Linked DNA regions of Homo sapiens: region 2 is linked to region 1. The links are chromatin loops, found by intact Hi-C in ENCODE. Cell type or tissue: Caco-2. All regions are shown on one strand. Each heading gives the region's core, and the rest is flanking DNA. Links, peaks and the distances in the headings are about the cores only.

Region 1 (10,924 bases), core at 1,248-9,247:
TAATAATAAAAAAATTAAACATTTTTAAAAAAAGATTTGATATGAGCCTGCAACATGCTGTTGTTCTTTGTGACTATCCAAGAGAAAGAGAAAAGAGGCAGCAATTCCAAATTTGTTTTTTAGTTTTGCAAAGTGCTTCAGAGGTCAGTGGCTCTCAGCCCTTGTTGCTCGTGAGAATCACCTGGGGAGCTTTTTAAAAATCAGATGCCCAGGCCCCACCGCAGACCAAATGAATCATATTCTCTAGTTCCCAGATACTGGTGGGTTCCCAGTATCTTAACAGCTGTCCGGGTGATGCTTACATGAAACCAGAGTTAAGAAGAGCTCATCTAATCAGTCTACTCTGAGCATGAGTCCAGGCAAAATCTGGACGTTTGCTTTTGTAATTCAGCTTCTTGTCTAGCATTTCTATTATCAATTCAAAGCCAATGCTCTTTAGTACAATAAGGGGCAGTGTCTTACAGTGGTTCACACTGCTGCTCTTGAGCCAGACAGCCTGGCTTTGTCCACTTACTAGCTTTGTGACGTCAGGAAAGTTATTTTAATCACTCTGTGCCTCAAGTTCTTTATTTGTAAATCAAGATAATAATAGTAGTTACAAAGTAAAGGCTAAAGTTAATAAAGACCCAAAAGAAAATTAAAACTCTACATATTATGATATTATAATTACCACCATCATCATCGTCCTCCTCGTCACCATTATTGTTTTGTTGTTGGTAGCAGTGGTGTCCTGCTAGGTGTTAGAAGCTAGGAACCTATAGAAAAAGTGCTCTTCCCTGTACAGGACTATACCTGGCCTTACTTGAAAACTAAGAACTCTTAGCAACATTAGCAACATACTTCTCAGCTCTAGAACTTCCCGATGAAGTGGAATGTTTTGCATCGGACTTTTTGCAAGAAGATCAAGCTTGAACCCGGTAACCTGTTTTTCCATCGAGCACTTGATTCTACATTAAGATCAGGCCATAGCTCTGCAAGGTGGGGGCCCGGACTGAAGGGTCAGGCTGGGTTTCTGTTTCGTAACTGGGAAAGGCATGTACTGCATGCGGCAGGCTGACCTCCTGAATCTTCAGGACAATCTCAATTTCAGATGGCCCACCCTGCTGATCAAACCTGTGGTTTGGAAAGCATGGTTACTGCTAAATAGGAAGCAAGGGCTCCAAATGCCAGTGTCCTAATCGTTTAAAAAGTAAATATAATTTGAATATGTGGGATAGCCTCAGAGAAAAATCAAAGAACACAATTAAGCATAGTTTCTATTTAGTTTTCAGTTGATGAAGGAATAATTTGAAGTTGCTCTAGTCACTGAGAGTACAGTAGCAATAGTCCTCCATTCTCTGGGATTCAGGGCAAGAGCGGACATTATGTGCATATTACAGGTTTTCTAGCACACAGATTCTATCAAGATAGCCTCTAACTGCAATTGTGGACACTGGTGGAATATTCCTAGCAGGAGCTCAAAGGATTGTAAAGCTGAATAACATCTTTGTCTCAAGAACTTATATGAGAAACTTTTTTCCCTTTTTCTCCTACAAGCATTTAGTGGTTCACCATTGCAGACACTGCATATCTTTGTATCCCACACAGTCCCCATGTTAATAGTTGTTTGCTAGTTGTGGTCATTTAATTGAAAAAAGCTGGCACAGAGATATTACAGGTCCCAATAGGTCATTTCTGTATCAAGTATGGTGTTATTGCCTTTAACCAAGCCCTGTCCAAGGCCAAATTTATTACATGCATTAATAACATATAAGAGGATAGACAGAGAGCTGAAGAAAAGATGTGTGTGGCCTTTAAATATGCCAATCATCTACAGTTCGGAGGGTTGCTTACCGTGACATATTGCCAGCTGTGCATTATAGAATTCCAGATGGCATGGTACTGTTGGTACTTGTTTTGGATTTGCCCTGGGAATGAGGTTAAAGAGGACACCAAACTATGGCTGGGATCCTTTTGCTTGCCTCTTCCAGGGTAGATCCTGGAAGGCTCTATCTCCTCCAACCAATCAGAAAGCTGCCCTGACCTCTCTTGGGGATTATGAACTCAGCACAAATTGCTCTTTCCCCGTGAATTCCCATGCACCTAGTAACCCTGCACTAAGAGAGCAGTGAGTGCATTCCCTCATGTAATCTGTGTTCGCCCTCCCTCAGACCCCAGAGCTGGGGCAAGTTTGGACATGAACTCAAAAACTCTATAGATAAGGGTTGTGTTTTCATTAGCTTGCCTGTCTTGCTTGCTTTATATTCTGTGAGATTTCCTTCCCCCATCCCCCCTTTTTTTGAAAAAAAAAAAAAGAAAAAAAAACAAAAACCTTTTTACAGAAATTCACACACAGAGACAAAATAGTGTAATGAACCCACATGTCTCTAACACCCATCTTCAACAGCTACCAACATGTCACCCTTCTTGTTTTATCCTTCTCTCCTCTTTTTGTTTTGTTTTGTTAGAGTGTTTTAAAGCAAATCCCAGATGTCTGATTTTACCTGTAAATATTTCAGTATGTATCTCTAGAACATACAGCATAACTTTTAAAAAACGTAATCACTATTTAGAAATGACTGCATAACCTGTCTGGGTTCAGTATTTCCTAATTGTTTCCAAAGCATTCACAAATAGCTGGACGGTTTAAATCAGGCTGCAAACACAGTATATCTATTGCATTTGGTTGATCTGTCTTTAAACGTTCTTTAATCTATTACAGATCGCCCTCCTGTTTTTATTACATTTATTTGTTGAAGAAATTGTCCTGTAAAAATTTTTGTCCTGTAGATTATCGTCCTGTAAAAATGTTCATTTTATGTATTTGAATATTGCATCTCCATGGTGCCATTTAACATGTTTATATTTCCTCTGTACTTTCTGTAAATTAATACTTAGATCAAATGACTTAATGAGATGCAAATTCAACTGTATCACATCAGGAGGCACATAACATCTGTTTGCATTACATTTATTGAGATCAAGATTGATCAGTGGGTTCAGGTGTGGTCAGCCTTTCATCCATTATGAAGTTCTCTATCAACCTGTTAACATAATAGTTTTAGCAACCACTGATGATCACTGCCAACATTCATTAGGGATTACAACATGGTAATGTTCACTTCTGTCATTCAGTTTGCATTTACTAGCTATTATTCTATCATATAGAAAAGCTTACTATCATCAACTATTTGGTTACTCTGAAATACAGTTCATATCAGAAAAGCAGCATAAATGCCTCTGTTTATTAAATAGTTTTCAGATTATTGAATGGCACCAGCAACCTGCAAAAGTGATCAATGATGCTTGCTTGTTTGTTTTGAGCATCAATATAAACCCTTGGACTTTTATCTATTTTATAGGTGTCCATCCATTACTCTTTGATCGGTGAGATCCCCTTCAAGTTGCCTCTTTTGCCTTTTAACATGATTCCACTAGTCTTTTCTGTCAGGATAAGATGCCATAGGCTCCTGGCCCAAACCTGGAAGCAACTATTTTTACAAGGAATCCTGATTCCTTTCCTTAGGAAATAGTATATAAAGACTTCAGTCTAGACACCAAGGGTAGATTTCCCCTGAAATGGTTATGTTTATGTTGGAGTGGTAACGCAGTCTTCCTTGGTATCTCATCGTCCTGCTGTCCGTAGGCATCTGGTTCCACCTGGATGCTCCCTCCCCACACAGTCTTATAATGGCCAGTGCTCCCTGTGATTCCACCTCCTTCTCCAACCAGATCCTGCTGCTTCTCTCAATGCCTTCATCCTCTCCTTCTAAATCAGATACCCCAGCTCATCTCTGGGCTTCTAAGACACCAGAGTGGGGAACACTTCTCTAATGTTGAAGAATAATGGTACCCTTTCTTACACAGACTATTTTTATGTTTTTATTTCTTGAAGGGAGTCAACCTCCTGTTGCTGTCCAAGCCGTCAGTAGACAAATTTAGTCTTGTTCTTAACCCAGAACAACCATGCTTTGAAACACCATGGAAACAGGCAGTCCTGGCCCCAGACCCAGGAAGGCTTCATAAAACCAACAATCCCCTCAGGTGTGTGTGTTTCCTAGGAAGCATGGGCAGTTGCAAGTTGAAATTCTTAACTAGGGTTGCCAGGTAATGAAAAAGTGTTAAGGAGTTAGTTTATCTTAACCATTTTGAGGCCACATACCTATTTGTACATTTGATGAAAACTATAGAACCTCTCTCTGGAAAAATGTACATATACACAAAATTTTACAGACAATTTCATGGGCTTCAAGGAGCTCAGGGTATCTTGGAGTTTCATTTGTTTTCATAGACTAGATCCTGATGTGCACTGGCTTGTTGGAGGCTGCAGGGTTTGGAGGTGAGTCTGAACAAGAAGGCATATAGCTGATACCGGGGGGTCAGTTTCAAATCACTCCACTCAACATTATTTATTCTTTGGTATAGAAGTACTCCTGGTGCCAGTCTATGAACTATTTGATGTCATTCCGTGACATCATAAATGTAGAAACTGAGAACAGGCATCTAAAAAAATTTATAGCAATTTGATGTGGTCACAACATGCAAGCATATGGTCCTTGGACTTGTCTCATTGAATAGGGTACAAAGCATTTTGGGTGCTGATGAGTTCACAAGGTGAGTTGCACGCAGTGGGAGCTGCATAGCAGTCATGCAAAAAGGCCCCCCCATCAGTTGTCAACAGGTTGGAAATTAAAAACCAAAGCACAAACTGGTCCTTCATTTCAGATAGTCTAAGAAGCAACAACATGAAACCCAGAGTACCTTTACTCACCCTACTACCTTGTTGTTTTAGCCTGTCTTTCTCCACTCTATACTTCTACAAAGTATACCTAGAACAAGGCATAGAGTTGGTATTCAGTAAATCTTTGCTGAAAGGTGAGCAGAGCAAAACTGTTGCCCAAAAGAAGAAACCACATTTATTCCCTAATGATACCCTGCAGGGAAAAAAAAAATTTTTTTTATAATTCCTAGGAAGTTGAAGCTACTTACATGAAAAAAATATGATAGGAAATAAATTATAAGCAGTCATTAACTTCACTGAATATTCTCATAGAATGTGAAATAAATAGAATAATCTTAAAGAGCTGGTCCTCACTGTGGAAGTTGTGAGGCTTTCGGGACGGTTTGTATTTCAGTGTACATGTTGTATGAATTAACAAGTCAGTAACAAATGTGATCCATTTACAGGGCAGAAAAACTAGAGTGGTCTCAAGTATAATGATAGTCACAGTGGGAAGAATATAATTTACTTAATTGACAGAATAAGAGTTTATTATAAATGAAAGGCAAACGAGATATGGTCATGCATTCTCTGCCTAGTTTTTCCCTTCTCTTACCCCTTTATGTCATCTCTTTCTGTCTTCCCTAAGGATCCAGAATTAGTAAAATCTGTTCTTTGAAAATCTTGCCTTTAAAAACTGGGCTTGTAGAAAGTTACCAGGCGGCCTGAGGACCGACCAACTTAAGGAGGGGTTTAATCCCAACCTCACAGCCCCTCTTCACCACCCCCATACCCAGTAGGGTCCATTCCACACCCCTAGCAGCACATCTGTGACACAGCAGGCTGCTGGGGGGACAGTCTGAACCCGAAGTCACCGGCTGTCTCACTAACCAGAGAAAGGGATTTTACCTCAGGAAAGTTTCTCAGGTTCTGTGGAACCAGTCCCTGCGTAAAGAGACAGGTTTCCTTCTTTCTTTTCTTCCCCCCACCCCCCTCAAAATGAGTGGATTCAGAAACATTATCTGCTAAAAGTAAAAGAAGAAAAATTGAGAATATGTTGCACAGCTGGTGAAATCAGTAGTAGAGGGTGTCTGGGTATGTGTTGCAAGAGTGACACCTGGTTTATGTTTATCAACAACTAAGTGAGCTATAAATTTTGTGGAAATAACTTTGCTTTTTAACATCCCTTTTGAACAACACAGGCCGTTTGCCCTATCTAATAAAAAGGAAACAGTTGTCCTGCTTACCATGCATGGGACATTGAAGGGATAAAGGAGCTTGTCCACAGTATGTGGGCCCAGAAATGCACAATAGCTAAAGTCTGATGTGACCTTTGTCTTTGCAAATAAAGAGACTGATAACCCAGGTGTCACCACCACATTTTTTAAACACATGCATCACAAAGGGCTCAGCTTAATGACTATTTTCAAGTACAAATGAATTTCCTGAAATGGAAGAAAAAAAATAGAATCATACTTGGGGGTAATTAGGGGCTCAGGCTACCCCTAGTGTTCTCGGACAATATCTAACAACAAATGTTCACTGCACCAATGCCCTGACTCCTGTATGGAGTTTTATGGTTATTGATAGTAGCATGATTATGGTAACCATTGTATGTACCAGGCATGGGGCTATGCATTTTATGTTAGTAGATTTTTTTTTAATCTGCACAATAGGCCTAAGAGATCAATGTTTTTATTATACCATTTTATAAGTAAGGAAACAACTAACTCAGATCATGCCCTCCGTAAGTGGCCGAGCTGGTCTCAGAACCAGGTCTAACTTCTCAGCCTTAACAACCATGATGCCTTTTAGGGGTTTTGGTTTGGGTGGTTTTGATTTTTTTTCTTAAAAGTTTAAAAAAATAGCCTTCTTTGCTCCTTGACTAAAAAGGTTCCAAACCACTTTTTACCCTAGAACTCATACAGGCCAACAGAGGGAATGGAAATTGGCCACAGCACTGTCACTGAAAGGTAATAATTAATGAAAAAGGTGTCACTTAAAGAGGCCAATGACCAAAAGTGTGTTTCTCTTGGATTAACTTTTCTAACACTCTTTAAATAATGTGTTGATAGCAGCAGAGACCAAAAAGAATGCAAACAGACCTGAACATTTTAAACCTCTGGGAATAAAAATATGAAAATAAAGATGTTTTCATAGCCCTAAACAACTTTTTGCACTTCTTTTTCTGTGGTAGTAATTGTGATGTTTACCACTTCTTGTGTGCCTTTTTTGTGCTAAGCAACATGCTTATTTTTTAATTATCAACAATCCCCACAAATAGGAACTGTCTCAATTTTACAGTTAAAGAAACTTAGACTCCATAAGGTTAAGAAGTTATAGCTCTGTGTAGAATCTTAGGAAGACTTTTCTCATTATGAAATAGACCACATGCGAAATATACAACAGAAGTAACAAGAAAAACACACGCAAATTGATGAGCACTTCCAAGAGATCTCTTACGAGGCACAAGCAGTGAAGGGTCAGCACCTCCTGTGGGCTGATCCATTGTTGTTGATGGGGATATGAAGCAATTGAAATACAGTCAGGTGGGCACTCCATTTTCAAATCAGCTGATTGCAGGCTGGACACCCTTGGTGTAATCTACAAAGACAGGGAAAAGGAAACCTGCGCCTCTTCAGCGCTCTAGTGGTACTGGCAAGTGTCATGTCTTGTGATCAGGAGAGTTCTACCAGCCCTCTTTGTGCGTAGCAAACCTGATACTCCCCAGAAAGTTCCACAGCCAAAGGCTGGGCATGCTGACCTCCAATCCAGGGGCCCCAACATCAGGACCTCTCTCCCCAGCAGCAACACCTGGATTGAGTTATTTCACTTCTCTGGAGCTGAATCTCACTGACCATAGAAGAGGGCATATTTCTCAGCAAAACAGCTGGAAAATTATGCTGGCCTTTTGTACAAGTCATGTTAAGCTCCTTCAAAGAATACATGAACAATCTGCATTATTTTAAAGGTGAAGATGGGCTTTTTAAGGGGGAGAGGTTACAGCTACCAGCAAACCAGAGATTTCCTCCATTCTGTGACCCTCCTTCCTCTGCATTCTTAAGGACTTGGCTAGAACCTGAGTTTTCCATTTCTCCTGGTGAGAATGTGTCTTCAGGAGCTTATTGATAATTCTGTCTTTCAGCACAACTTTGTAAAGTTGAAGTCCCTGCCAATTGATAGTCACCTTGTGGCGTGATCTTGTCAGTCCAAAAGAATAAAGATCTACCTTTACATTCATTTAGAGTGAGGGATGATGTACAGCCAGGATGCCTAAGTGTCACCTCCTGCAGTTCACTGACACATGGAGTCCCTTTGACAGGTGCCCGAGTTTCTTTTTCCTATGTATTACAACATCTACTTTTAGGATTTTTTTTTTAACCTCTTTCCCCCTTTCCTTCCTGTTCTTTCTTCCCTCTTTTTTCTTCTTTTTCCATCTCCTTGGCTTTTTAACTCTCTCCTCTTTTCTCTCTTTCCCTTTCCACTTTTCTTGTCAGCAGTTTATTCAACCACCGTATAATAAATCCAGTAAGTGATCATAAAAATACCAATCCCAATTGCAAAAATGGCAGCACAGCCTCAGCTTGGAAAAAAAATTTGGAAAAACAAACTGAAATCATCAAAGACTAAAGACCAGATACTAAAAAGATGGGATTTGCTGTGAGATATATTTTATAATAAAAATTCTGCTATAAAGAAGCATCTTTTTATTTTTTTCCTTGATAGTCTGAATAGTTTATACCTGATGCCAAGAAATTATATATAATTAGTCTGGGTAATATATAATTTCCATTTGATTATATATATTAAAGTGATTAAGGAACTTCAGTTTTTCACTAGTAAATATCTGCCTTCTTTGTTGCATTCTGGGTCTGTAATGACTGTTTATATCAAGGGTAGCACTCGTTCAGAACTGAAGGGAGCAAAAGTTGGAATGCTTTCACCAAGCTTGGTTGCCTGATGTCTATGAATCTGGGAGATAACATGAAGTTAGCTACATTTTGGGAAAAACTGAAGGGAGATTTCAGTCCAATTTCTTGAAACCACCATGTAGTTTTGCATGACTTCCCGTGAATAAACTCCATAAGGCCAGGCCCGGTGGCTCACGTCTGTAATCCCAAGACTTTGGGAGGCCAAGGCAGGTGGATCACCTGAGGTCAGGAGTTAAGACCAGCCTGCCCAACATGGCGAAACCCCATCTCTACTAAAAATACAAAAAAATTAGCCAGGCATGGTGGCAGGCACCTGTAATCCCAGCTACTCAGGAGGCTGAGGCAGGAGAATCGCTTGAACCTGGAAGGTGGAGGTTGCAGTGAGCCGAGATCGTGCCACTACACTCCAGCCTGGGCAACAAGAGTGAAACTCCATCTCAAAAAAAAAAAAAAAACTGCATAAAACAGCATACATGAGAAGGCATATTTTAGGAAGATTACTCAGTTAAGTATATGACATCACCAATATTTTTAATATTGCATAGAATGAAATGAAATTTTTGATGTCAGTTTTTAATTAATGACTTCTATTTGCCTTTTGTAGATTACTTTCATATGTTTATTCCACATATTTTATAGCAGTTTTTCTTTTTCCAATTAGAGGATAGATTTCATCCTTTATCTTTGCAGGTAGCTGATCCAAGACATTTTTATGTAAATGGATTAATTAATTAGTAGCCTTCATTTGAAACTTAAAAAGAAAATAATCCTTTTTGAGAGGCATTAACTATTTTTTAAAGCCACAAACAATTCTTTACTTAAGCACCTTGTCACACCATTAGAAATTATTTGACAGCATTAATCATAATAAAATGCATTACCCTTTACCGAATCACCTTTTTTTCAAGCTAATTAAAAGAATCCATTCCCTAGGAGACTGTACAGCAACTTCACTTGTAAAAATCACATTTTTGGGGAACTTAACAGTACATATTTATGAAACTTTTGAGCAAATGACATCACAAGTTTGATTACCTGTACAGCCTTTGTGAGAAGGCATCTAGCTACAGAGATGTGCTGGGTTCTAGGGAAGGCAGCTACATCTGGCCTTTTTTGAGAGCCTTTAAGCCTCTCTGCCTTCCAGCCTTAGGATTTATGCAAATCAGAAATCTTTGGCTGTCTCTACTTCCTGGCCAGGCCAGCATAATCCACTTCCTTTGGGTTCATGTGACCATGCAAATTTGAGCACTCCTGAATAGTCCCAGAGGGGCTGTGCCTCTCATTATTCCTGCCCCATTCTCTGTGCAGTGCAAGCATTCAGACTATGAATGGACAAGGGTTTAATTACTCACCACATCTGTCAGATCAGATTCAACTTCAGAATGAAGAGAATCCCAGACAAGCCCGGTCGTTTCTTTGCAATGTTCTTCATGGTCGAGGTCATCCAGCTCTGTCTTCTAGGGAATATTTTCCACTCCTTGTTTCATGACCTTCTGGAAAGCAGGGACTGTGGCTTTTGGAGATCCATTACTGGGCCTTTCACACTGTGTGTGGCCTTTACAAATGTTAATTAATCTTCCTGATGATGCACTGAGCATCAGGAAACCCTTTATTCCCCTTGGGCTACTGATGACCAATATGAATGCCAGAAAGTTTTTCTTACTGTTTCCTGACCCACATGCTTCTCTCTGGATGTACTTTGCTGCTTTTTCCCCTCCCTCTGATATGTTTTCACATGGCAGATTGACTGCTCACATTACTAGGTCAGCCAGAGTTGACACAGTAAAGGTGGATGGTCCCCAAGAAGAGAACATACCTCCAATTCCAAGGCTATCAGCCTTCCCAGCAAAACGTGCATAATAGCAGCTAGGAAGGAGTGTGTCCACTGGGGACCAGGTGATTCTGCTCAGTGCATGGGCACTAGCAGTCCTTCCCTTAGGTTTCTTTCCTTACTGGGATTATCTGGGTTTAAAAGGAGATTCCTGGCACGTTCAGCTCTGGAATACAAGGCTTTTTGGGCTGCCATGGTGTTTTTGGGTTTTGGTTTGATTTTTTATTTTTGGTTTGATTTTTTATTTTTTATTTTTTGCTTTGCTTTTATCGTTTTAAAATTGAAATTCATATGAAATTAACCATTTGAAAGTATAGCATGCAGTATATTTACAATGTTATGCAACCCTCATGTCTACCTAGTTCCAAAACATTTTCACCACCCCAAAAGGCAACCCCATGCCCATTAAACAGTTGCTTCCCATTCCCCCAGCCCCCGTCTCCGTGGATTTACCCACCCTGG
Region 2 (10,924 bases), core at 2,815-10,814, 83 kb after region 1:
AACTCTAAAATGAAGAATCTAAGCCAGATGTGGTAATGTGTGCCTGTAATCCCAGCTACTCAGGAGGCTGAGGTGGGAGGATCACTTGAGCCCAGGAGGTGAAGGCTGCAGTGAGCTGTGATCGTGCCACTGCACACCAGCCTGGGTGACAGAGTGAGACCCTGTCTCTAAAAAAAATAAAATAAAATGAAGAATTTAGACTAGGGCATGGAGGCCTTTTCCAGGTCTAGCCATCTACAGACCTGTGAGGAGTTAAATATACCTTGCATTTCTAGAACATCCTTATTTAATTCTCTTCAAGTTCTTTCCAAGCCCTTTGATTGAAGTGAGCTGCCTTGATCCTATCTGGGAGTCTGCAGCCAGCAAAGCCGCTCTGCAGGCCCCCTGCCATTGTCAAGTCCATATTTAAGAATGGCAGTGGCCGTGGTGCCCAGGCTGAAATTTGCTGTACACATTTGGCAACATAGAGTGCAATGTAACTACACATTACTGATCTAAACCCATCGGACTTATCAGTGGGCTCTGACAGGTACTTGTTGGCTGCCTTCCCAGGCTGGGAAGGTATCCCGGAGCCAGCCAATGTGATGCCCTCCCCTCCCTTTTGATGTTTATGGGAGAGAAGGCTCGGCTGTGCTCAGGAGACTGTCAGCATGAGGCCCAGATGGATACCAGCCTGTGGGAACCAGAAGCCTGGCAGGCTTGGGAAGCAGCAGCTTCCTGGATTCCTGCCCCCACCTTCCCATCCAGCCACTGGAAGTTTCCTAGGCAGCTTCTCCAGCCTCTGACAACCAGTGCCTCTCACCTTTCCTGAAATACCATCTCCTTTTACAGAATGATTTGCCAGCTGCACACATGTAAAGAGCTTTTCAGAGTGCTTTAAAATCTTTAATGAGCTAATCCTCTCCTCCCTGGGGTGGTTTGTGAGTTGGCTGATTTTGTTGGGGAAGAAACTGAAACCCAAATGTCATGGGGTGACTTGCTCTAGGTCACACCAGGTAAATACCAGATTATGGGCACAGAACACATTGTCCCGGCCCTGGCATTACTCTAATCGCGGCCTTTGTCGTGAGGCTTCTGTCATTCATTGATTGCTCATTGTGACACCATAAGTTCCCATAGGGCAGGGACTCTGTGTTTCCTTTGTTCTTCAGAAGGACTTCAGCCAGACCTGCCAGACCTGTCTGTGCAGCTCATGCCTTGTCGAAGACCACCACATAATTTAACCAAGGAGGGCCGCCCTAGGTAGATTATAGATTTTTTTTTTTTTTTTTTTTTTTTTTTGAGACAGAGTCCTGCTCTGTCTCCCAGACTGGAATGCAGTCGTGCGATCACAGGTCACTGCAGCCTTGAACTCCTGGGCTTAAGCAATCCTCCCGTCTCAGCCTCCAGAGTAGCTGGGGCTAAAGGTGTGCCCCACCACGCCTGGCTATTTTTTTTTTTTACTTTTTGTAGAGACTTGGGTCTCACCATGTTGCCCAGGCTGGTCTCAAATTCCTGCCCTCAAGCGATCCTCCCACCATAGCCTCCCAAATGTGTGGAGATTACAGTCGTGAGCCACTGTGCCCAGCCAGTAGCTTTTGGCTTTTAGATCATGAGTGGGCAAATCACAGACAGTGGGCTATATCCAGCCTTCCTCCTGTTTTAGCCACGGGCTAATAATAGTTGTACATTTTTAAATGGTTGAAAAAAACTCAAAAGAAGAATTTTTGACATGTGAAAATTATACACATTCAAAATTATACAACTCAGATTCTAGTGTCTGTAAATAAAGATTGTATTGGAACACAGCCATGCTTATTCGTTGACATATGTCACTGGCTGCTTTACACTACGAGAACAAAGTTGAGTAGTTGTGACAGACTGCGTAGTCCCCAAAGCCTAAAATGTTTAGTTATGGGTTAAATTGCAGCCTCTCACCTTAATTTATATGTCGAAGTACTAACCTCTGGTACCTCAGAATATGACTTTATTTGGAAATAATGTCTTTGCAAATGCAATTAGTTAAGATGAGGTACGGGAATAGGGTGGGCTCCTAAACCAATGTGACCGGTGTCCTTATTAAAAGGAGAAACTTGAACACAGGCACTCACACAGAGATACCACCTTGTGAAAACAAAGGCAGAGATGAGGGAATGCATCTACAAGCTAAGGGACCCCAAAGATAGCTGACAACCCACCAGAAGCTGGGAGAGAGGCATGGATCAGACTCTCTCACTGCTCTCTCAGGGAACCAACCCTGCCGACACCTTGACCTTGGACTTCTGGCCTCCAGAACTGGGAGACAATAACTTTCTGTTGTTGAAGCCGCCCAGTCTGTGGGACTTTGTTATGCCGGCCCTAGCACACTAATATACTGACTATCTGGCCCTCTGCAGACAGAGCGTGCTGATTCCTGTTGAGCTAAGTATTAAGAAAAATTTAGAAACAGGGCGAAGCGACTCCAGTCCTCACTCAGGACCTAATCTAGATATGCCAGGGCTCAGGGAGTGGATGTGGCTCCTCAGTTCCTTGCTGGAGAAAGTGCTCATCTCCCTGCCCATCAAAACTCATCCCCACTGTGTCCCAGTCCCTCAGGTCTCTCGGATGACTGACTACACCTAAATTGATGTTAGCCAGTGGGGGCTACTAATGGCTGATGATGGCTTGGTAGATTGGCCCAGAGATAGCATCTAGTTTTCTTCCCTTTTTTTTTATTATTTTATTTTTGAGACGGAGTCTCACTCTGTCACCCAGGGTGGAGTGCAGTGGCAAGATCTTGGCTCACTGCAACTTCCACCTCCCGGGTTCAAGCGATTCTCCTGCCTCAGACTCCCGAGGAGCTGGGACTACAGGCACACGCCACCACACCCGGCTAATTTTTGTATTTTTAGTAGAGATGGGATTTTACCATGTTGGCCAGGCTGGTCTCAAACTCCTGACCTCAAGTGATCTGCCCACCTCCGCCTCCCAAAGTGCTGGGATTACAGGCATGAGCCACCGTGCCCAGCCTTATTTTTTTTTATTTTTGAGATAGGGTCTCACTCTGTCACCCAGGCTGGAATGCAGCAGTGCAATCGTGGCTCATTGCGATTTCACCCTCAGGCTTAAGCAATTCTCCTGCCTCAGCCTCCTTAGTAGCTGGGACCACAAGCACAGGCCACCACACCTGCCTAATTTTTTTTAATTTTTCACAGAGATGAGGGTCTCTCTATGTTGCCCAGGCTGGTCTCAAACTCCTAAGCTCAAGGGATCCTCCCACCTCAGCCTCCCAAAGTTCTGGGATTTCAGGCATGAGCCAATGTACCTGGCCTTCTTCCTGTTTTAAATGGCCTATTCCAGAGGCAGGAGTTTTGTGAAATGAGTGTTGTGGCACATGCCCCCTCAGTCCCCTTATCTCACATGGCTTCAGGAAACTGCCTGCTCTGCTCATGAATGGAATTCTTATTCTGAGATGTAAGAATCAAAAGCTTCGGAAGACTGTGAGCCCCACAGCTGCATGCAAAGCTTCTGTGAACTCGGCTGGGACTGACCTGTCCTTTGGAGGAGATCTTAGTGTAGATCCACAGTAAATGTGCAGTGCAGCCATGGGGAAGAAGGTGGAGACGTGGAAAACAGTCATCACGAAACCCAAGATAAGATCACCAGCTCCATATGCTGGTCTGGATCCGAGCACTCAGTGTATTCATTTTCCAGGGCTGCTAGGGCTGCCGTAACAACATGGCTTAAATGCACTTATTCTCTCATAGTTGCGAAGACTAGAAGTCTGAAGTTAAGGAGTTGACAGGGCGATGCTCTCTCCAAAAGTGTAAGGGAAGAATTCTTCTTTGCCTCTTGCAGCTTCTGGTGGCCCAACATTCCTTGGCATGTGGCAACATCATTCCAGTCTCTGCCTCCATCTTCACGTGCCCCTCTTTGTCCTCTCTTAAGGACACCAGTCATCGGATTTAGGGCCACCCTAAATCTGGAATGATTTCCTCTCAAGATCCTTAATGAAGTCCAGCTGTGGTGGCTCACACCTGTAATCCCAGCACTTCGGGGAGGCCAAGGCAGGAGGATCACCTGAGGTCAGGAGTTCGAAACTAGCCTGGCCAACATGGTAAAACCCCATCTCTACTAAAAACACAAAATTAGCTGGGCGTGGTGGCACACGCCTGTAATCACAGCTACTTGGGAGGCTGAGGCAGGAGAATCACTTGAACCTGGGAGGCGGAGATTGCAGTGAGCCAAGATTGCACCATTACACTCCAGCCTGGGCAACAAGAGTGAAACTCCGTCTCAAAAAAAATAAAAAATAAAAATAAAAAAGATCTCTAATGAATCACATCCACAAAGACCTTCTTTCCAGGCTGGGCATGGTGGTGGCTCAGCATGGAGCTCATGACTGTAATCCCAGCACTTTGGGAGGCCGAGGCAAGAGGATCTCTTGAGGCCAGGAGATCAAGACCAGCCTGGGAAACATAGTGAGACCCTGTCTTTACAAAAAATTTAAAAATTAGCCAGGTGCGGTGGTGCATGCCTGTAGTCCCAGCTACTTGGGAGGCTGAGGTGGGACGATCACTTGAGTCCAAGCGTTCAAGGCTGCAGTGAGCTGTGATTGCACCACTGCCCTCCAGCCTGGGCAATAGGCCAAGACTCTGTCTCTTAAAAATAAAAAATAAAAAGGACCCTATTTCCAAATAAGATCACATTCTGAGGTTCCAGGTGGAACCTCATGAATTTGCAGGGACACTGTTCAATCCAGTACAATCAGTATGATTTAAAGTAAGAGGCTGGGTGCAGTGCCTCATGCCTGTAATCCCAGCACTTTGGGAGGCTGAGGTGGGCAGATCACCTGAGGTCAGGAGTTCAAGAACAGCCTGGCAAACATGGTGAAACCTCATCTCTACTAAAAATACAAAAATCAGCTGGGCGTGGTGGCAGCACTTGTAATCTCAGCTACTCAGGAGGCTGAGGCAGGAGAATCACTTGGCCCCGGGAGGTGGAGGTTGCAGTGAGCTGAGATTGCGCCACTGCACTCCAGCCTGGGCGACAAAGCGAGACTCCATCTCAAAAAAAAAAAAAAAAAAAAGAAAGCGAGAGAATCCCCAACCATACTTGCTGCAGTCAATGGGGAATTGTTTGGCTCCTGTAACTGGGAAGCTGAAGTGTGACTCTTCAGGTTTCAGGCACACAGCAGGAAGCAGGGGTTCAAATATGTCTTCAGGAATCCGTCTCTTTTTCTTTATCTCTCGGCTCTGCATTCCTCTGGTGTCGGCTTCTTTCAGGCAGCCTCGTCCGGTATGGTAGTAAGAATGGTCCTTGGCAGCTCCAGGTTCTCACTGTCCTGACAGTCAATCTCAGTAAAGACAGTATCTTTTTCTTGATTTTCCAGGAAGAATCCCAAGAGGAATTCCATCTGGCTTGAGTGGCAGACCAATCCTTGAGCAAATGGTAGTGCAAGAGCTAGAGAGCTGTCATTGGCTGGGCCTGCCTGGGCCATATGTCCATCTGTGGAATCAGAGTGGGATCAGCCTCCCTGAATTCTCGCGATGGGGCTGAGGATTACTCCTAGAGATGCAGGACATAGAAGACCCAAGATGGGCATTATCAGGCAGCATGATAACCGCACAGCTCTAGCTCAGAGGCAAACATGTCCCCAGCTCTGAAAATAACCCTTCCAATTAAAGTGAGTGTTTGAGGCAGATGACAATTAACTGTTTCTCCTACTCCTGTTTTCATTTCTTTCTGGTGAATAGTAACGTTGAATTGGATATAGAATTTAAAGAGCTTTCCCTTGGCCCATGTTTTGGGAAGTGCCTAGAGAGAAGCAGATCCGGGTTCCTCTGCTCAGAATTTATCCTATGCTCTCACGGTTGCTAATTGTTACTGTTCTGTCAGACCCCAAAAGTGGGGCATCGTTATTCAGGGCCAGTCGGCCAGGCAGGAAGGCAGGTACAGGATGCTGCTCTGAACCTGTAAAGTGTCTGCCACTCTCCAGCTAATGAACACAGGCTTGTAAAAAAGTTGGGACTCCGCTGGCATCCTTAATGGGACAGTGGCTAACAGCTAAGTCCTAAAGCTGTGCTTATCTACAAGCAGTCCTTAGAAACCAGGAGAGCAATAACCACGTGACCCTGAGCACGTGTAGGTAGAGTCTCTCATTTCTTCACTCAGCAAGCATGTTTTGAGAACATTTATGCCAAGCTGTGTGTTAGGCATCAGGGATACAAAAGACAAAAGAAATTCGGACTGTGGAAGGTCCACTTTTTACTGGGGACTGTAGTCAATGTACTGGAAAGAGAGATGTGTAGGGAGATAGGAGAATACGAGAGGGACATAGCCAGGAAATGCCTCTTGGAAGAGGAGGGAAGAATGCACATATGCCGTAGATCAAGGACCTGGTTTTGGAATCAGGGTGACTCAACCTAAAAATGCTTTTTGGTCATAAATAACAGAAAACCCAATTCAAACTGACTTTGGAAAATAAAGTCAGTTTATTTTCTCATATAAGTTAAAGTCCAAAGAAAGGGTGGTTTGATTTAAAAAAAAAAAAATGTTCACTGTCGGCCTGGCATGGTGGCTCACACTTGTAATCCCAGCACTTTGGGAGGCCAAGATGGGCAGATCACCTGAGGTCAGAAGTTTGGAACCAGGTTGGCCAACACGGTGAAACCCCATCTCTACTAAAAATACAAAAATTAGCTGGACATGGTGGCAGGTGCCTGTAATCCCAAGTACTTGGGAGGCTGAGGCACGAGAATCACTTGAACCTGGGAGGGGGAGGTTGTAGTGAGCTGAGATCGCACCACTGCACTCCAGCCTGGAGACAGAGAATGACTCCATCTCAAAAAAAAAAAAAAAAAAAGTTAAAAATTAAAGTTCTCTGTCTTCAGGACTGGGGTTCTATTTCTCTGCCCACTGTGGGTCAGCTTCTTTCTTAGGTTGGCTTCCCTCAATGAATCAAAAGGCCTGCAGTGGATCCAGCCTGACATCCACACACCAAACTGTCCAGGTGACCCCGCATTTCAAGCAAAGTTGCTGAGATCCACTCTGTTGGATGGACTTAAGTCACAAGCCTGCTCCTGGTCCAGTTACCATGGCCAGGGGCATGGAATGTACTGACCATCTCAGCCTCAGTCACAGCTGTACCCCTGGAGCTGGGGTAGCATCAGCTGTTTGGAATAGGGAAACGAACGCAGCCACTGTAGATCTGCTGTACACAGGAAGCGGATGCCTGGCTAGGCCTGGTGAGGCCTCACGCATGATATCATCAGTCATCAATACACAGGAGCATTGGCTGGAAGAAGCTCCTGATTCTTCAGTGAAAAGTGTTGTGACCAAGAGGTCAGAAGAGGTTCCCAGCTTTTGAAAACCAAGAGGCAAAAACCTGTTCTTCAAGAAAAAAAAAATCTTATCAGTCTTCATCATACCTTAGCTTCTGAAATACATGAAACCAGAGCCTCTCTTGGCTTGGCCAGATGCCTCGTCTTGTCTGAGAGGCGGACGGTAGCGTTATCACTCAGGGTAAAAGAGCTTATGGTATTCGGCAGTGACAACCCCCAGTCCTCAATGGCTTAACGCAAGTCCACTGGGAGTCCAGGTGCATCTCCAGGACAGTGGCCCTTTACATAATGACTGCAGGATCCAGGCAGAAGATGTTACCACCATCCTATAACTTGTACTCTCTGGAACAATACAGCCCCTCCCTCCCCAAATCAAAACCGCAGGAAGAGCCCGCTAGAGAGACAAACACTGGAAGTTAGATGCCTCCAGCTGGCAGTGACACTCAGAACTTTTGCTCTCATTTCTTTAGCCAAAGCTAGTTCCATGACCAAGCCTAACATTAAGGTGAGTGCAGACCGGGCGCGGTGGCTCACGCCTGTAATCCCAGCACTTTGGGAGGCCGAGGCGGGCGGATCACGAGGTCAGGAGATAGAGACCACGGTGAAACCCCGTCTCTACTAAAAATACAAAAAAAATTAGCCGGGCGTGGTGGCGGGCGCCTGTAGTCCCAGCTACTCGGGAGGCTGAGGCGGGAGAATGGCGTGAGCCCGGGAGGCGGAGCTTGCAGTGAGCCGAGATTGCGCCACTGCACTCCAGCCTGGGCGACAGAGCGAGACTCCGTCTCAAAAAAAAAAAAAAAAAAAAAAAAAAAAAGAGTGCAGTCCATGCCTGGAAGTAGAGGAGAACTGGCTATTGGAGAACACTCGTAATGCCTGTTCCAGTGGAATTCCTGGGCTCCTCGAGCAAGAGCAGAGAACTGTGCCAGGTGCAGTGCCGCGCCTGTCCCCTGCACTGGAACCAGCCTTCTGTGATTCCGGCTGCCACACGCAGGAGCTCGTTTCCAGGCTGGGAGGAGACTGGCAATGGAAAGATTAACCGCTCCCTGAGTTCCACATGGGGATCAGTACTTTCAATAGTACTTTGTGAGTTCAGCCTCAAAGTAAATGGTTAATTCATCTTGTATCAACAGCACTGTGATTCATAATGTAAACTTGGAGAATCCTTGATGTTTCGGGCCCACATTCCTTTTATTTTGGCTCTGCATTCTTTTAAAGCCACAGTGTGCTCACTTAATAGAATGCAGCATGCAAATGCACAAGTTTTTGCCTGGAGGCAATTTAGCCTGGCTGTTTCAATGGATGTCTTCTTTCAAGTGTATATTCTTTCTTAAATTATTTACTGGGTAAACACACTTTGCATTTTCAAAAGGGAGATTAAGACGGCTTGCTGCAGACCTAGTTCAACATAAAGCCCTCCCCTTGCCCAAAGTTAGGAGGAAGTTACTTTGGGCTTCTCCCCAAGTTCCTTCGCTGCCATCTCACTAGCTGGGAACCCCTTGGCCTAGCTGGTTTTTCTGATTGTCTCCGAGCTCTGCATTCCTTTCTGCTTTGCCTACAGCAATACAGGCCGGCAGCCCCTGGCTGCGATTGCAACTAAGCTTCCTCACAGATGGGGCCCACCAATGCCAGCCTGTATTTCCCCCTTCCAAACTGGCTCAGTCCTATCCACCCAGATGCCCTGACAGTTCACTTTTCTGGTCCTGAGGGGTATCACATTTGCACAACTCCTTTGAGGTCCAAGGTTGGGGTGGATGGCCCAGCCAGTCAAGCTTGCTTAGAGCTCTCTCTATTCCAACTCTTTCCCCATCCCCTTCTACTCTTCCTCCCAAATGTCTGCCAGCATTTGGTTTGAAAGCAAATGCCCTTTCCTGCTGACACCCCGCCCCCACCCAGCACAAAGGAGTTCCTTCTAGCTTCAGGGGGAAGACCAAGTAGTGCTGAGAAGGCGTGATGGTAGGAAGTTTCATCTTTGACGGGGCTTGCTTCAACTTTGAACTTTAACCTTTTCCATGCAGACTTCCTGAGATTTTCCTGCAAATTAATTGCACAGACTTCTCCATTCTCCTTTGAATGGAAGATTACAGTTACCAGAGACTGCATTCTTTCACGATCACTCTTTGGGCAGTTCTCTTTTGAGTACCTGTGTGCAACGCGACTGTGCCATGTGCTGGGGTGGTAGAGGTGAATTCCACATGGTCCCAGTCCACACAGGTTGGGCCCTTGGAAGCAACAGAGCGGGCGGTGGAGGGGAAGCCACCAGGCCCTGTGGGTGCACCAAGGAGGGGGTGAAGCCCAATTAGGAAGGTTAGGGAAGAGCTGAGGATTTAAGGATTCCTGTGTATTCATATTTCTTACCATGCCTCAGATTGAACAAGTAACACCCACAGTTAATCCTTTCTAAATTAGCATCATGGATGCCTTGGGGCCCTCAACCCACAAATAAAATGGTTGTCAACCAAGCTGTACAAGAGACACACTACTGTAGATTACTTAAGGCAGAATTTTAAAGAGTTTTCATGCTTTTAATCTGTTTCACTGCTGAGTTTCAATTTTGCTGATTTCCTTTGCAAGTCTGATGCGGGTGACTGTGGTAAATAGAGATTTTGACAGTGACTTGGGCAAATGGGATGTGTAGGGACCATTCTGAAGGCTCCTGTCCCTCCCAGAGAAAAGGGGGAAAAAATCAATTTGGGTTTTAAACAGAGCCACCAAGTAGCACCGATCAGTGTTGATAATTAGCCTCACTATCATAAGCCATGAAGTCCTGTTTTTATTTATTTATTTGGGGGACAGAGAATCTTCCTGCCTCTTGAGTAAGTGTGGCCTGTTAAGTCTGAATTAGCTGTCATCACAGAAGAATTAATGTCGGAGTGCAGACTTTCTAGTGGGGAAGGGAAGAACTAAACGAGACAGATCTTAGCCAAGCCTTGAGTGATAAATGAGGACCAAGTGGACCATTCATCTCCTGCGAGGAGAGTGGACAGAGGCACTAAGGCAGTTTTGCGGAAGACGTGTCAGCAAATGTGATCATTTTGTTACCTGTCAGGAGGAGAGAGAGCTCGTCCTTTTAGGGGGCCACGAGGGAGTGGGTTGGTCTGATAAGACAGTTTCCATTCAACCGTTTAGGTTTGGAGAAGAAGGGGATGGGTGAGGAGGAATCTGACTAAAACTACAACCTGATGTCATCCTTCCAGGAAATAAACTCATCTAGGAAGTAGAAAATACCCTGCAAAGATTTTTTTGTGTGTGAAGATACAAAGTAGGGGTGTGGGGTCTCTGTTCCGTGGGGAGCCCAGCTTCATCTCCCCAGCTCCTCCCCATGGAAGACCCATGTCCAGTGTTTGGTGACTGGAGTAGGGCAGCAGGCCTTTTGCTGCTTGGTATTTGGAGGAGGGTTGGATGGGGTTTGCCGTGGGGTTTTAAGCTGGACAGATAGCTGGCTAGACTGCCAGCCAGCTCATGTCTCTATTTCCGTGCAGCTCTGTGAGAGCGAGCGTGGGCACGGCTGTTTGACCTAGGTTCCCTTTGAAACTCTCAACAAAGCATTCTGATGTTCGACCTCTTTTCTCCGAATGAGGTAACAAATTATGAAACAACCTCATCAGAAGCTCTCTGCAGGCATC

Evidence for each region. A loop is a pair of places that touch in the nucleus more often than their neighbours do. Peaks named below come from ENCODE experiments on the same cell type or tissue, not always from the same donor. Only the 100,000 strongest peaks of a DNase experiment are listed, where the experiment ranks them.
Region 2: it touches region 1 in a loop (4-fold over the local background); 4 of 110 quality-filtered maps call a loop at or near these places.

Annotation. Positions count from the first base shown.
Region 1 is chr10:112,722,506-112,733,429 of GRCh38, forward strand. The region is part of intron 7 of VTI1A (vesicle transport through interaction with t-SNAREs 1A); the gene reads left to right. Among named protein-coding and RNA genes, the nearest start is that of MIR4295, 94 kb to the left of the region's middle. RefSeq lists an enhancer at 9,843-10,344. In Caco-2, for the core only: no CTCF peak of the experiment used is centred there; DNase peaks (open chromatin) are centred at 2,116 and 6,016.
Region 2 is chr10:112,803,598-112,814,521 of GRCh38, forward strand. The region is part of intron 7 of VTI1A (vesicle transport through interaction with t-SNAREs 1A); the gene reads left to right. Among named protein-coding and RNA genes, the nearest start is that of LINC02935, 82 kb to the right of the region's middle. RefSeq lists enhancers at 631-1,130, 7,254-7,954, 7,955-8,653, 8,654-9,353. In Caco-2, for the core only: no CTCF peak of the experiment used is centred there; DNase peaks (open chromatin) are centred at 5,263, 7,454, 8,314 and 8,534.